Regions from separate parts of the Homo sapiens genome. Here region 1 is linked to region 2. Evidence: chromatin contacts called from ENCODE Hi-C or POLR2A ChIA-PET data. All regions are on one chromosome and are shown on one strand. Each heading gives the region's core, a stretch centred on a gene start or an enhancer-like site at or near the end of the contact. The rest is flanking DNA. Distances are from core to core; before and after follow the strand shown.

What was found. Hi-C counts contacts between places; a loop is a spot of excess contacts on that map. ChIA-PET counts read pairs that join two places held with the same protein, here RNA polymerase II (POLR2A).
Region 1: a loop to region 2 is called in a map of endothelial cell of hepatic sinusoid, with 8 times the contacts of the local background. The contact joins the promoter of TPD52L3 here to the enhancer-like site in region 2. A Hi-C loop is called at or near these places in 2 of 168 maps with a recorded cell type or tissue (astrocyte of the cerebellum and endothelial cell of hepatic sinusoid). POLR2A ChIA-PET finds 5 or more read pairs at or near these places in 1 of 52 experiments (common myeloid progenitor, CD34-positive).

The regions. Positions count from the first base shown.
Region 1 is chr9:6,326,032-6,333,321 of GRCh38, reverse strand. It overlaps TPD52L3 (TPD52 like 3), which reads right to left and starts at 4,947. Exons shown (of 2, transcript NM_001001874.3): 1 at 4,360-4,947; 2 at 1,431-2,346. The coding sequence starts at 4,726. The coding sequence ends at 2,303. It overlaps LOC107987046 (a long non-coding RNA gene), which reads left to right and starts at 5,054. Exons shown (of 3, transcript XR_001746614.2): 1 at 5,054-5,121.
Region 2 is chr9:6,268,823-6,275,354 of GRCh38, reverse strand. The region is part of intron 2 of LOC107987046 (a long non-coding RNA gene); the gene reads left to right. Among named protein-coding and RNA genes, the nearest start is that of IL33, 56 kb to the right of the region's middle. Within about 2 kb of position 3,039, at least 5 of the 41 ENCODE cell types and tissues checked have a DNase peak (open chromatin) inside an H3K27ac peak, as active enhancers do.

The DNA.
Region 1 (7,290 bases), core at 3,698-6,197, 56 kb before region 2:
GGTCCTTTTTGCCAACCCTGGCTCTCACAAGCTATGTACAGGTTGTTCCAGAAACATATGCACATTTGCCAGTTACAAGGCTGGGACTGGGGATGTGTAGATGGTACTGTGTTCAGAGTACTGAAATTAACTACAATTTATTGTTCAAGCCTTCCCCTGGAAGTTGCAAGCCTTCAGTACATTCTAGTGTTCCAAAATTGTTACATCACATTGATTCACCAGCTCAATTGTTATCTAAGTAGAGAGACAGATTTCTTGTGCCTCCCACTCTATCATCTTTATGAAATCCTCTCTCCACAGTTGTTTCAGTAGAGTGATGCTCATCCTTTTTCCTTACATTACAGTCCGCAGGCAAGAAAGTGAAATTCTGTGCCCAGATGCAAATCCTTAGCGGAATCAACCTGTGCCATCATTGTCCCCTTGATAGGTGGAGCCATCAAGCACATTGCCTGGCACTATCAGGAAACCTGCACAGTTCTGGGTCAGTGGTTGCTAATCACCTCTCTTTAGTCCACACAAGCCTTGAGAGTAGAGCATGTAATAAAAGTACGTTCTTTCAAATCTGAAACTTGGCATTTTGATGGATCAGAAAGCAGAGGAGCCTCTAGAAAATGCTGGCGAATTTCTTTGGGAGTGATGCTAGTATTTTTCTGGGGCATGTATGATACTAATGAACATAGGGCTTGGTATTCTATCATCATCCTTGCCAGCAGCATGGAAAGTGTTATCTGTGGGAAGTATAACTTTCAATTCTTGTATCTTAGTCATCTGGGCTGCTATAAACTGGGTATCTTAACAGAAATTTATCTCTTATTGTTCTGGAGGTGGATCAAGATATCTGCAGATTCAGTGTTTGGTGAAGGCCTATTTCCTGGGTTATGAATGGTGCCTTCTCACTGTGTCCTCCCATGGTGAAAAGGGCAAACAAGCTCCCTTCGGCTTGTTGATAAGCCACTTATGAGGGCTGATCACTTCCTGAAAGGCCCCATCTCCCAATACCATCACCCTGTGGTTAGGATTTCGACCTACAAATTTGGGGTGGGAAGACATAAACATCAAGGCCATGTCATCTTGTCTCGATTTTCTATCCTAATCCCTTCACTCACATGGACAATTAAAGTCCCAGAAAACTGAGAGCCTCAGGAAATTTTGTTTCAGTATCATTCCCATCTAGTAGTTCTCAGGTACTGAGCGAAACCTAAGGATGTGAATCTTTGGGTATCCACATATTCTACGAACTATTGAAAATAGCATCCTGAATTGGCCAAGTTAAATAGACTTAAGCTAGGCTACAAAATCCAAATAGGCCTAGATGAGTGGAGATGATCAAGTTTTGTGGGTAGACAGGGAAGAAGATGAAGAAAGCCAATGCATAGGAAGGGTAGAAGCTGGTGGAAAAAGGAAATCTCGAGGAAACTTTAGAGCCAGAATCCAAATGTTCATGGAAGCATTTTATTTGGTGCCCATGACCACTGATACAAAAAAGCCAAAGCAAAATGAATGTGCAACTCCAGCTTCAATAATATCAGGCCTTTTCAATTCTACATCCTTATTATCTTGCAAATTTATCCCCCCAAGCCCCGCCTCATGCAGTTGGTTCCTAAGTCTGAGAGATTCTACCTCTTAAATACTTAATCTATTTCTCTGATGACCAGAGTAATCTAAAACAAAAATTTGATAGTTACTTTTTTACTTAAGTGCTTCAATGCCTCCCATTTCCTACAGGCTTAAATATTGATATCTAATGTAGTATGTAAGACTACTTATGATTTTGCCCCCTGCTTATTTTTTCTTACTCACGTAACACCATTTCCCCTCCCTCACTCATGTAACACCATTTCCCCTTCCTCTCTAGCCACAGTGTTAGTTCCTAGAATATGCCATTCTTATACATTCCTTTGTGACTCAGTTCCTCTGCATGTTGTCTGGAATGTTCTATTCTTGTCTGTCTGGCAAACTTCTCCTAGTCCTCTAAGACTTTCTGTCTCTCTAAAGTCTTTACTGACCTACCAAGACAGAGTTGAACACCCCTTCCTCAGGACTTCTTTTATCTCTGGCACACAGCTCTATTTTAGGACTCATTGAATTATAATGATTTGAAAGTCTAAGTGTTTCTAGAGGGCACATACGATGTCTAATTCTATGCTTTCAGAACCTGGGACAGTTCTTGATACAGAGTAGGGTCTCAGATTGGCTTTGAATAAACACGATATTTTTGTTTAAAAGCAGAAGGAACTTGTGAACAAGTTCATGTTGTTGATAGTCTCTTGGATTCCATATTTGATGTCTGAAGTATATGATGTTAATTCCTTCCTTGATTTAACGTGTATTTATTGAAGATCAATCCTAAGCCAGAAATGGGAAAACAATGATCAGCAAAAATAAATATGTACTTTACTACTTTTACGGAGTTGAGAATTTATTGGGGAAACTTACTACTGTTGTAGAAATTATTAAATAAAATATAACATCTCTCAGGTTTGGCCCATGATAATAGTCTGAGATTGTCCCTAACACAAGCCTTCCTGAAATATGTCAAAGCCTTTGCCTGTTGGACTACTTTCATTTCTTGTATGCTGCAGGCTCACCTCTTGTTCTCCAGCATACAAAGCCATTTTGGTTGATAAACACAACAAATTAAAAATCGAACATGCAAAATAGTAAAACATCTTGTTTTAATCCAAGCAAAACTTTGTCTTCAGAAATCTGTGGAGGGTTGGGATACATGAGTAACTTTACAGTTTACCAGATGCTTTTGTATTTATAGTGGTATTTGGTTTTGCTTATAGGAAAACCAAAGGAATGTTGGGGGAGCATTCAAGAGTCAACAAAACAGAATCATCCTCTTAGGCTGGAGGGATTACCATTTTAGGCAGTGAGAGATTACTGAAATGTACCCATAAGGGTCCTAGTCTCTGCCCACAGCCAATAAGATGCAAACTTCTATCTCAGGCAGTGTGTCTAGAGGAGTGAAAGAGGCTCCCAGATCTTGGCATTTTGAAAATGGAAAAGGAAAACAAACAAAAAGTATATTCGTGTGAAAATCAGATATCAGAAAATTCAAACAAGCACCGTCCAGGTTCCTACTGTCTTGAGCTCTCCAGAGGGTTATATTCTGCTTCCTTCTCCTTTAGGGTTTCCTAAAAAGAAGGGCAGACTTGGAGTTAAGAGCAAAGATGTATAGTTAGGTCCATTCAAAGGCATAACAGCCAGCATCACAGGGGACAGACGTTCTTTTTAAAATGTTCCTTGAGACAGGGGTTTATCTTTCTTGAATTTGGCTATACCTGTTTTCCTCCAGCCCCTCAGCTGGAGGTGGTAACTAACTAGGAATTGCTGCCAGAGAGGCAATTTCTTCCTTTTAAGTGAAGTGCTGCTATGGCAAAGACATGCTGCTTCAAGGGTTAAACTTTAAAACACTCATTTTGATATATAAAGAAATTATAAACAAAGCACAAGGCAAAGTTGCAATTTCAGTTTGTGTTCAAAGTAGTAATAATTTCCTAAACTGACACTGTTGTTTTGCTTAGTCCAGACCTTTGAAAACAAACGAGTTTTACAAAAGCTATATTAGTAATGTAACAATTAGTGCACTACCACTATTTTCCCCTCTTTTTCTGAGTCTCAGAGAAGATGAAGTTTTCTTGATCATCTTTTTAAAATAAAAGTTGTAGGCCAGGTGAAGCTTTCAAGGTGACTTTGAGACTGAGGGAAGGAAGGAAATGGGGAAGGGAAAACAAACAAACAAACCAAAAAAACACTACAGATTACTTCATACCTCTTTCAAGCTTAAACAGAACTCTACTTTGGCTTTCTAATAAGCTAGTTTTCCAAAAGAGAGTTTGGGCTTTGGCCTAAGACCCCTCTGGAGCCACTGACTTGCCCATTAGATACAGTCTCAGGAAAGCTAATATAATGGCACATTTCGTCTACAAACTTAAGTGAAAAATAACCAGGTACAAAACTTTGGGTTCTCTATCTTAAAAGCAGCAAATATCTGTGTTCTTTTCTCAAAACTGGATTCTGTCAATTTCCTGAATTAACCACTTTACCATTGTGGTTTGCTTGCTTGTTTTTGTTGGGCAGAGTTGCAAATGTAATAAGGGAAGGGGGTCCTTGCACTGGTTTAGTACCAGGCAAGGTTACCAAGGGGGCTCATTCTGGTTCCAGAAAGTGGAGATGGTCATCCTCACTCTCCAGAACTGGGAGTGGCTCATTCCCACTCCCCGGAATCTGGAGTGGGTCTTCCCCACACCCCAAAACTGAGAGCAGATCAACCCCACCCTCCGCAGAAGAAAGACAGTCAGGGCCAAGCTCTTTTGCCCCCTGAGACTTTGGACTTGATTGTCCCCATCAGACCTTCAAAAGATCTGAATGTGGCCGACTTCTTCACGCCTCCAAGCTTCCTGCAGATGAGAGTGCCCATGGTGGACAGAGCAGCTGATGTCTTCTGTTTCACATAGGTGTTGGAGACCTGAACATCAAGCCAGCTCTTGGACAGATTCTGTCTCAGCCCTACCAAGGCGGTGAGGCCTAACTTCCTCTTGAGTTCCCCACAGCGTCTCTCTTTGGCTGCTAGTACGTGGCGTAGGGTTACAATTTCAGCCTCCAATTTAGTGAGTTTGGTTTTGAGCTCTCTTTGCTCGGGCTCTGTCAGATCCTCCAGTTCAGAAGTCGAGTGGGATTCATATGTGCCCACAGAGGTCTCTGTCCTGGCATGTGGCATGGACTGGGAAAGAAGATCTTCGTTAAGAGAGTCCAGGTCCAATTCTTGGTAGAAAGAGTCGAATTATTGGGCTGCAGAGAAATAATCTTGGCCAGCAGAGTCGAAATCTAGGCCTGCAGGCTCAGACTCTTGGCAGGTGGAGTCAGATTTCAGGCGGGAGGGATCCATGGCCCAGCTGGTACAATGGACACCTTGACAGTTGAGTTGACGACCTGGCCTGTGAAGTAGACACGCTAGCTCGTGGTGTTCACTTCCGGGTGGTGGGGGTGGGGAGCCGGGCTGGTCAGGGTTGCGGAGGTGGGACTTCCCGCCCAAACCGCGAGGCTGTAGAATCAGTGCTCAGCTGAGGCGCAACCCACACTGGCGGCATTTTGGCATTGCGAGGACCTCCTGAGGTAGGCAGTGCAGAGATTATTGTCGAAAAGAGAGGAATTTCTCCTGACATGGTAAATGACAAGCCCTGGCCTTCAAACCAAAGCGTCAGGCAACTGTTTTCCACCACACCAGCTCCAACACTTGAAAATCATTTAAACATCATTGTGCTAGTATGAATTTTCAGTTTTGCAGTTGCATTTTCTTTATTCCGCCCTACCTCCACTCACATTTCTGGAAGCATGTCTGCCTACATTCAAGGTTACCTGTTGTGGGAGGTAGTCTGCACAGTAAAGTAAAACTAGTTAAATAGGATCTATCAGAGTGTGGATCCACTCTCCCCTGCCAACCTGCCACCCCAACCTCCCCCCAACCGTAATTCTGCCGAGAGTAAACTTATGCAATGGAAAAATCAGGACGTTAATCCAGTGAGGTCTTGTGGTCGAGCTTCACTTAGCTCATTCTATGGCTGCCTATTCTCAGAGAATATTCTTGAGCAAGTCTTAGACTCTAGTGATTTTGTTGGATATTCTTGTAATTCTTGCGAGCATGATCTTGTGGAACATAATTTGATCCTCAGCAAATTTCAGCAGTTTGCCCTACTCATGCCTATGTGGCTACAATGAAGCATCCAGCTGTGCATTCAAACCAACTTCAGCCCTCCTTTGAGTTTATGTTCTATAACCCTTTCACATAATTTAGTAGTGTTTATTATTGCCTTGTCCTGAGTGGTGTGTTTCCCTAAGTTAAAAAGTGAGAATTGTTCTTGTAAACATGAAGGCTGATGGAGGATTTGGCTATGTGTTTAAAGGCCTGAAAAGGGCAGCAAGGACTCCCTAAAAACCAATTTGTTCCAGAGGGTAGACTTTTCCTCTATTGCCTGTAGAAACACTAGTGGTTTCAGGAACACTCCCAGACTCTGAATCAGAACTCCTCTTTCAAACCTGAGACTAAAGGGTAAAGAAATCCCTGAATTATGCTACATAATATAGAACACACATTGTCTCTTCAAAGTTGAGACTCCAAATCACCAAATCTGAACTTGCACTTGATTTTACTTCTCTGTATTATTTCAACCACCAACCTTGATGCCTATTTTCTTTATAAGCTTCCTCATCCTTCAGTGTATACTATGAAATCTTTTATTAAGCCTTGATTCCTTTTGACAGAGAATGGTTTTTTTTCTCATAGCAAAACTGAGCTTTTCAGACACTTAGTTGCCAGATCCCACATCAAGACATACCCTGTCATTCAAATAGGAAAATAAGAAGTCAAATTATTTCTTTTTCAGATGATATGATTCCATATCCAGAAAACCCGAAAGGCTCCACCAAAAGGCTCCTGGAACTGATAAATGACTTCAGTAAAGTTTCAGGATATAAATTCAGTATCATTTCTATATATCAATAATGTGGCCGGGCGCGGTGGCTCACACCTGTAATCCCAGCACTTTGGGAGGCTGAGGCGGGCGGATCACGAGGTCAGGAGATCGAGACCATCCCGGCTAAAACGGTGAAACCCCGTCTCTACTAAAAATACAAAAAATTAGCCGGGCGTAGTGGCGGGCGCCTGTAGTCCCAGCTACTTGGGAGGCTGAGGCAGGAGAATGGCGTGAACCCGGGAGACGGAGCTTGCAGTGAGCCGAGATCCCGCCACTGCACTCCAGCCTGGGCGACAGAGCGAGACTCCGTCTCAAAAAAAAAAAAAAAAAAAAAAAAAAAAAAAAAAAAAAATAGACAAAAGACATGAACAGACACTTTTCAGAAGAAGACATACAAGTGGCCAACAAACATATGAAAAAACATATGAGAAAATGTTCCACATCACTAATCATCAGAGAAATTCAAATCAAAACTGTAATGAGATAACATCTCACACCTGTCAGAATGGCTATTCTTAAAAAGTCAAAAAACAACAGATGTTAAGAAGGCTATGGAGAAAAGGAAATGCTTATACACTTATACACTTGTGGTGGGAATGTAAATTCAGCTACTGTGGAAAACAGTTTATAGATTTCTCAAGTAACTTAAAACAGAACTACCATTAATCCAGCAATCCCATTACTAGGTGTATATGCAAAAGAAAACAAATCATCCTATTGAAAAGACACATGCACTCATATGTTCATCACAGCACTGTTCACAATAGCAAAGACATGGAATCAACTTAGGTGCCCATCAATAGTGGATTGG
Region 2 (6,532 bases), core at 1,790-4,289:
ATATTGGCCCTATGTCTTGTGACCTTACTAAATTTACTTGTAAGTTCTAATAACTTTTTTTCATTGCTTCTTTAGAATTTTCAATATATAAGATCATGTCATCTGCAGATAAAGATAGTTTTGCTTTTTTTTAATCTATTGGCTTTTATTTCTTCTTCTTGCCTGATTGTGCTGGTTAGTATCTCCAGTACAATATTAAAATAGACATAGTGAGAACAGACATCCTTGCTGATTGCTATAGAGGGAAAGCATTCAGCCTTTCAGAATTGAAGATGAGGTTAAATTTATGTTTTGTGTAGATGATTTTTATCATGTTGAGGAAGTTCCCTTTTATCTCTAGTTTGCTGATAGTTTTTAATCCCAAAGGGATGTTGAATTTTGCAAGTCCTTTTCTGTATTTATTAAGATATCATTTTGGTTTTGAATTTGTTGATATAATGAATTTGATTATGATTGATTTTCAAATGTGGAACCAACCCTGCATACCTGGAATAAATCACATTTAATAATGTATTATGTTTTATATATTACTGGTTTCAACTTATCAATATTTTGTTAAATATTTTTGAGTTGATATTCAGGAAGGATATTGGTTGTTCTGTTTTAGTTTCTTGAAACATATTTGGTTTTGCTATTGGGGATAATGCTGTCATCATAAAATGAGTTTTTGTTTCCCTCCTTTCTATTTTTCTGGAAAAGTTTGTGTAAAATTGGTATAATTTCTTCCTTAATTGCTGGCTAGAACTCACCTGTGAAGTCATTTAGGCCTGGAGTTCACTTTGTGGCAAAGTTTTAACTATGATTTCAATTTCTTTAATAAACATGGCTATTCAAATTATCTATTTCTTCTTCAGTGAGTGTGAGTAATGATTTCAAGGAATTTGTCCATTTCATGTAAGCTTTCAAATATATTAACAAAAATATTTTAAAAGTATTCTCTTATTGTCCTATGGGATTGATAGTGATGCCTCTTCTTTCATTCCTGATATTGATAATTTACATCTTTTTGTTGTTGTTGTTGACCAGTCTAGTGGCAGGTTTATCAGTTTTTCTGAGCTATCTAAAGAACCAGGGCTTATTTATTTGTTTTTTTGTTTGTTTGTTTGTTTTCTATTTCACTGATTTCTCCCATTTATTATATCTTTTCTTCTTGCTTTGGGTTTAATTTGCTTTTCTTTTGCTAGTTTTTAATGTGGAGGTTTATAGCACTGATTTGAGACTTTGCTAAAATAAGCATTTAATGTTGTAAACTTCCCTTTAAACATTACTCTAGCTGTGTCCCACTTATTTTGACATATTACATTTATTTTCATTTAAATAAAATATTTTCTAATTTTCGTTGTGATTTTTTTGGGGTATATAGTTATGGAAAAGTATTGTTTAATTTCCAAATACTTGGAGATTTTCCAAATATCTTTCTCTTATTGACTTCTAATTTAATTCTAATGTGGTCAGGTAAGTTTTTTGTTTTTTTTTTTAGAGAGAAACTTACTCTGTTGGCCAGGCTGGAGTGCAGTGGCATGATCTCGGCTCACTGCAACCCCTACCTCCCAAGATCAAGAGATTCTCATGCCTCAGCCTCCGGAGTAGCTAGGACTACAGTCGTGGGGACTACCATGCCCAGCTATTTTTTCTGTATTTTAGTAGAGTTGGAGTTTAGCCATGTTGGCCAGGTTGGTCTTGAACTCCTGGCCTCGAGCGATCCACCCGCTTCAGCCTCCCAAAGTGCTGGGATTGCAGGTGTGAGCCACTGCGCCCAGCCTGAGAACATACTTAATGTGATTTCAGTTGTTTTGTGTTTCTTGGTGAATGTTCTAGGTGCTTTGAAAATAATGTATATTCTGCTGTTGTTAGGTAGAGTGTTCTGTAAATGTCCACTAGGTCAATTTAGTTGATAGTGTTGTCAGTCTTCTCTATAATTAATGATTTTTTTTGGTATAATTATTCTGTCAAATACTGAAAGAACAGTCTTATAAAGTTTCTCAAACTGTTATTGGACCATTCCAGATTCTTTCCTAAACATGCCTTCCCTGGCTCAGTAGTATTTGGGCAGGACCTGTAGTAGAGCAGGCACCAGCCAAGTAATCAAATATTAGTATCCTTTGGCTGGCTCCCCAAATTTAGCCATATTTTTTTATTTTATGGGAAATGTTCACTTTTGGTTTCCAATAAATAAAGGGAAGGGGATTTTTTTCCTCTTTACAAACTTAGTGTTCCTCAAAAAGATGACTTTTTGGCCAGGTGCAGTGGCTCACACCTGTAATCCCAGCAATTTGGGAGGGCAAGGTAGGAGGATCACTTGAGGCCAGAAGCTCAAGACTAGGCTGGGCAACATAGTGAGACCTCATTTCTACAAGAAACAAGAAAAAAATTAACCAGGCGTGGTGGCACATGCCTGTAGTGACAGCAACTCAGGAGGTTGAGGCAGGAGGATCACTTAATAAGGTGGGAGGTTGAGGCTGCAGTGAGCCGTGATTACCTCTTTGCACTCCAGCCTGGGCAACAGAGCGAGACCCTGCTAAAAAAAAAAAAAGTAAGATGACTTCTATCACCTCTTAGTCCTCTTTTACAAGGAAGGGGAAGGATGTGTCAAGGGAGAGACTGCTGCCCCAAATAGCTGAATTTCAAATATTGGGTACTTTACTGTTTTTGTTTCTAGCAATGGGGTCTTGGTGATAGTTCCAGGGAAAAATAGGAAAAATTCTATTAAATAAGTTGTAGTTGCATGAAACTGAATTACTAAATCAGTTCATCCTGTTCTCCTTAAAATGCTTTACCATAATTACTTAAGATTGCTCACTGAATAGATACTGTTTAGGCCAAACTGGTAGTGTCCCAGCTAAGGCTCATTCCAAAATTCCAAACTGTTTGTTTAATGTCATGGAATAAAATAATTCTTTTAACAGAAGCAAAGGCCACTATTGCACAATATCATATTATCAGCACCAACAAGTAGAAACATAGTTAGCTCTCTTGGCTGTGTTTAACTTACAAAACACTCTGTTTGAGGACTCATACAGCTGCAATGTTCTGACCTAAGGGAGCATCTGGCCAGTTCCTCCTTTGTTTGTTTTCCTTGAGTGTGACTCTTTGACAAGTAGGCCTCTTTTGAGGGGAAAGAAAAAGGCTGGTTGGGTTTTAAATTATAAATGAATGTGGAGGAGGAGAAATAGGATTAACACTGGTTGACCTAATTTATGCTAGGCATTGTGCTAAGTGCTTACGGTCATGTCCTTATCCCATCTTCTCAAAATCCCTGTCTAAGTGATGTATTAGCCCCATTTTATAGGCAAAGAGACTGAGGTTCAGAGTGGAATGAAGTCCCATAGCTGGAAGAAATTGAAATTAGAACCAGGATCTCTCTAGTACCAAAGTTCATGCTCTTTTTTGTCTATCATGCTTCTATTAATATGGAGGCTCAACACAAAAGTAACCCACAATCCGTGGCTGCTTTATTGATTAGTTCTGTGGTTTCTGGAATGGTCCTACTCAAATGTGATTGGCAGTTGAGTCCATAAAAATGCCACATTTCTCTTTAGGTTTAGTGTGTTAAGGAAGCTTTGATCATGTCATGTACCTTAAGCAGAACCTGACTATTTTTGTCTTAGATAAATTTGACGTTGTATAATACTGACATCTCTTTGGACTCCAGCCTTTGCAAATATTAGGCTCAATGTCAGGAATGAATAGTGAGCAGCAGCTTAGGGCCTCAGCCTAGGCAAGAAGGGGGGACTAGGAAAGTCCAAAGATTGATAAAGAGAAAGCTTACAGGCAGGCAGGCAACTCCAGGTGTCAGAATTCAGGATAAAGCAAGTCTCTTTTTTATCTCAGTCTCAGATATTACAGACCCAAAAGGTCTTGCTGTGAGAGAGAAGATCATGCAAAGAAGTAACCTAAAGTCCAGGTGATCAGTGACCATGCATCATATCTAAATGGTGCTGTTCCATAGGCAATTGGAAGCACAGCTGGCTTGCAACTCAGGAAGAATATCTGGTCTGGAGAGTTATCAGTCAATAAAGGGGCAGCTAAAACCCTGGGAGCTGATGATCTTGGGCAGGGGAGTGTGGAGGGCAATGTGGAGTGAGGAATGAAGAGGGTCAGGGGTCTGAGAGTCCTTGATGTCTGTTAACTACTCCTTCCTCAACCTGCAGCAGGCTTCCAGCTGTTCTGAACACTTCCTATCCACTCTGTTAGTTAAGGAAAGGGAGGACCTTGAGATGGCTGAACACACAACAGCCAATACCGGTCAGATGAGATTGGCAGTGGTTTATTAGTCACATATACACACAGGGTGGGGAAAGAGCAACCCCACATGCCATGAGGGGCCACATAGAGCAGAGTGAACCAGCAGAGGCTTTGGGAGGCTAAACTGAGTTCAGAGGTTTGTCTATTCATGGAACTGGACATTCTAATTATTGAGTTGAGACTGTATTTGCAACTTAATATGACAGTAGGACTGTCTATTACTTAAGAATGAATGGAAAAGTATAAGAGGGAGGAGTTGAATAAAGGGATGGTGGAAGACAACTAATGTTTTGATTACCAACTGTGCTTCAAGATTTTTGAATGTACCAATTATATTTCCAACTGTATTTCCATTTAATAATCCCATTGTCAGTTGACCCTCAACCTGTCCTAACAAACTCATTATCTTCCTTCATACTAATTTCTGTTTCCCACCTCCTCATTTCTGTTTCTGACAGCGTCATTTTCTCAAGTGATACTCCTGCCTCAGCCTCCCAAAGTGCTGGGATAATAGATGTGAGCCAGCATGCCTGGCTGCTAAAATTTTTATGGAATTCTGTAGAATTCTTGTGTCTCTGTTGATGAAAAACATTGGTCTGTAGTTTTCTTGTATTGTTGTTTTTGATATCAGTGTATTTTGCCTCATAGAAAAATTAAATAAAACTTCCTCCTCTTCAGTTTTTCTGAAAGAGTTTGTATATATTTCATATTATTTCTCCTTAAATGTTTGGAAGAATTCACTAATGAAGGTTGAAGTTTTCTTATGAGATTTTGAGCTTTACATTTAATTTCCTTAATAGATAGAGGGCTATTAATGTTTCCTGTTTCTTCTTGAGTGAATCTTGGTAGTCTGTGCCTCTCAAGGAATTTGTCTGTTTTCATTACGGTTGTCAAATTTATTGATGTAGTGATGCCTATAATATTTCCATCTTATTATTTTTAATATCTTTAGAATCTCTACTGATGTTAACTCTCTTATTATGGATAATGGTAATTTGTGTCCTCTTTCTTTTTTTTTCCTGATCAGTCTAGACAAAGGTTTATCAATTTTATTGATTTTTTCAATATACAACTTTTGATTTCTCTATTTTTTTCTGACCTATTTAATATTAATAAATTATTATATAAATTTTTAGTTATCCAATTCCTGTGTCTTGGAACATCTGCACTTTTATGCAATGATCTTTTGAAGGATTTTTACTATTACATTTTTTATATTTATAATGTAATATTCTATGCATATTGCTGTGGTCCGAATGGTTGTGTCCCCCCAAGTGTTGAAATTCTAACCCCCAAGGTGATGGTATTAGGAGGCGAGACCTTTGGGAAGTTATTAGGTCATGAAGGTGGAGCCTTCATGAGTAGAATTTGTGCCTTATAAAAGAGACTCCAGAGAGTTAGGTAGCCATTCTGGCCATGTAAGGTTATGACCAAAAGATGCTGTCTAGGTTGAAAAGGCCCTTGCGAGACAATGAATCTGCCAGTGCCTTGATCTTGGATTTCCCAGCCTACAGAACTGTTAGAAATAAGTTTATGTTGTTTATAAGCTACCCAGTTAATTTTGTTATCATGGCCTGAATGAACTAAGACATATATGAAAGAATTTATGAAACCTATTTGTAGGTTGAGAAGTATAAATAAATATCTATTTCTTTCGTAGATTCGTTTTGTAGATTAATACCTGTCAGATTTCATCTTTCTGATTTCTGCTTCGTATTTTATCTCTCAGAAAATAAATTCTCTTAAAGTTGTGGAGTCATTTGATTGTGTTCTAATTGTACCTAAGAAAAAGTGTTCTTCTTATCAGTCGGGTTGGTTGGTTTTTCTAAGCTAACTTTCACTGAGTGCTTGCTATGTGCCAGGCAATTCTTATCAGTGGCCTGAGAAGCAGGTGTTACCTTCATGTCTTCTATGGGTTAAGTTTGCTTTAAGGCATATTCAACAGAAAACCCAACACTAGCTTAAGCAAACATGGGTTTATTTTTCTCTCAACATAAAGTTTGCAGTTAGTACTACAAGATTGATATGGCAGCTCTCCAATGTCACATGCGACCTGGTATCTTACATTAGTTTCCCCAGGAGGAGATCCTGAGTTAAGGATTATGATAATGTGATTTACTAAGGAAGTATTCCCAAGAAATACTGATAAGGCAGTCAGGTCAGGGCAGGGCAAGACAGGGCAGGGACAAGCAGGAATCTAAGAATGTGATCTCATGCTAAAGTGCAGAACAGGGCAGATTCAGCATGAGCCCCATGGGAGAATTTTTGAGTGAAATTTAAGACAGAG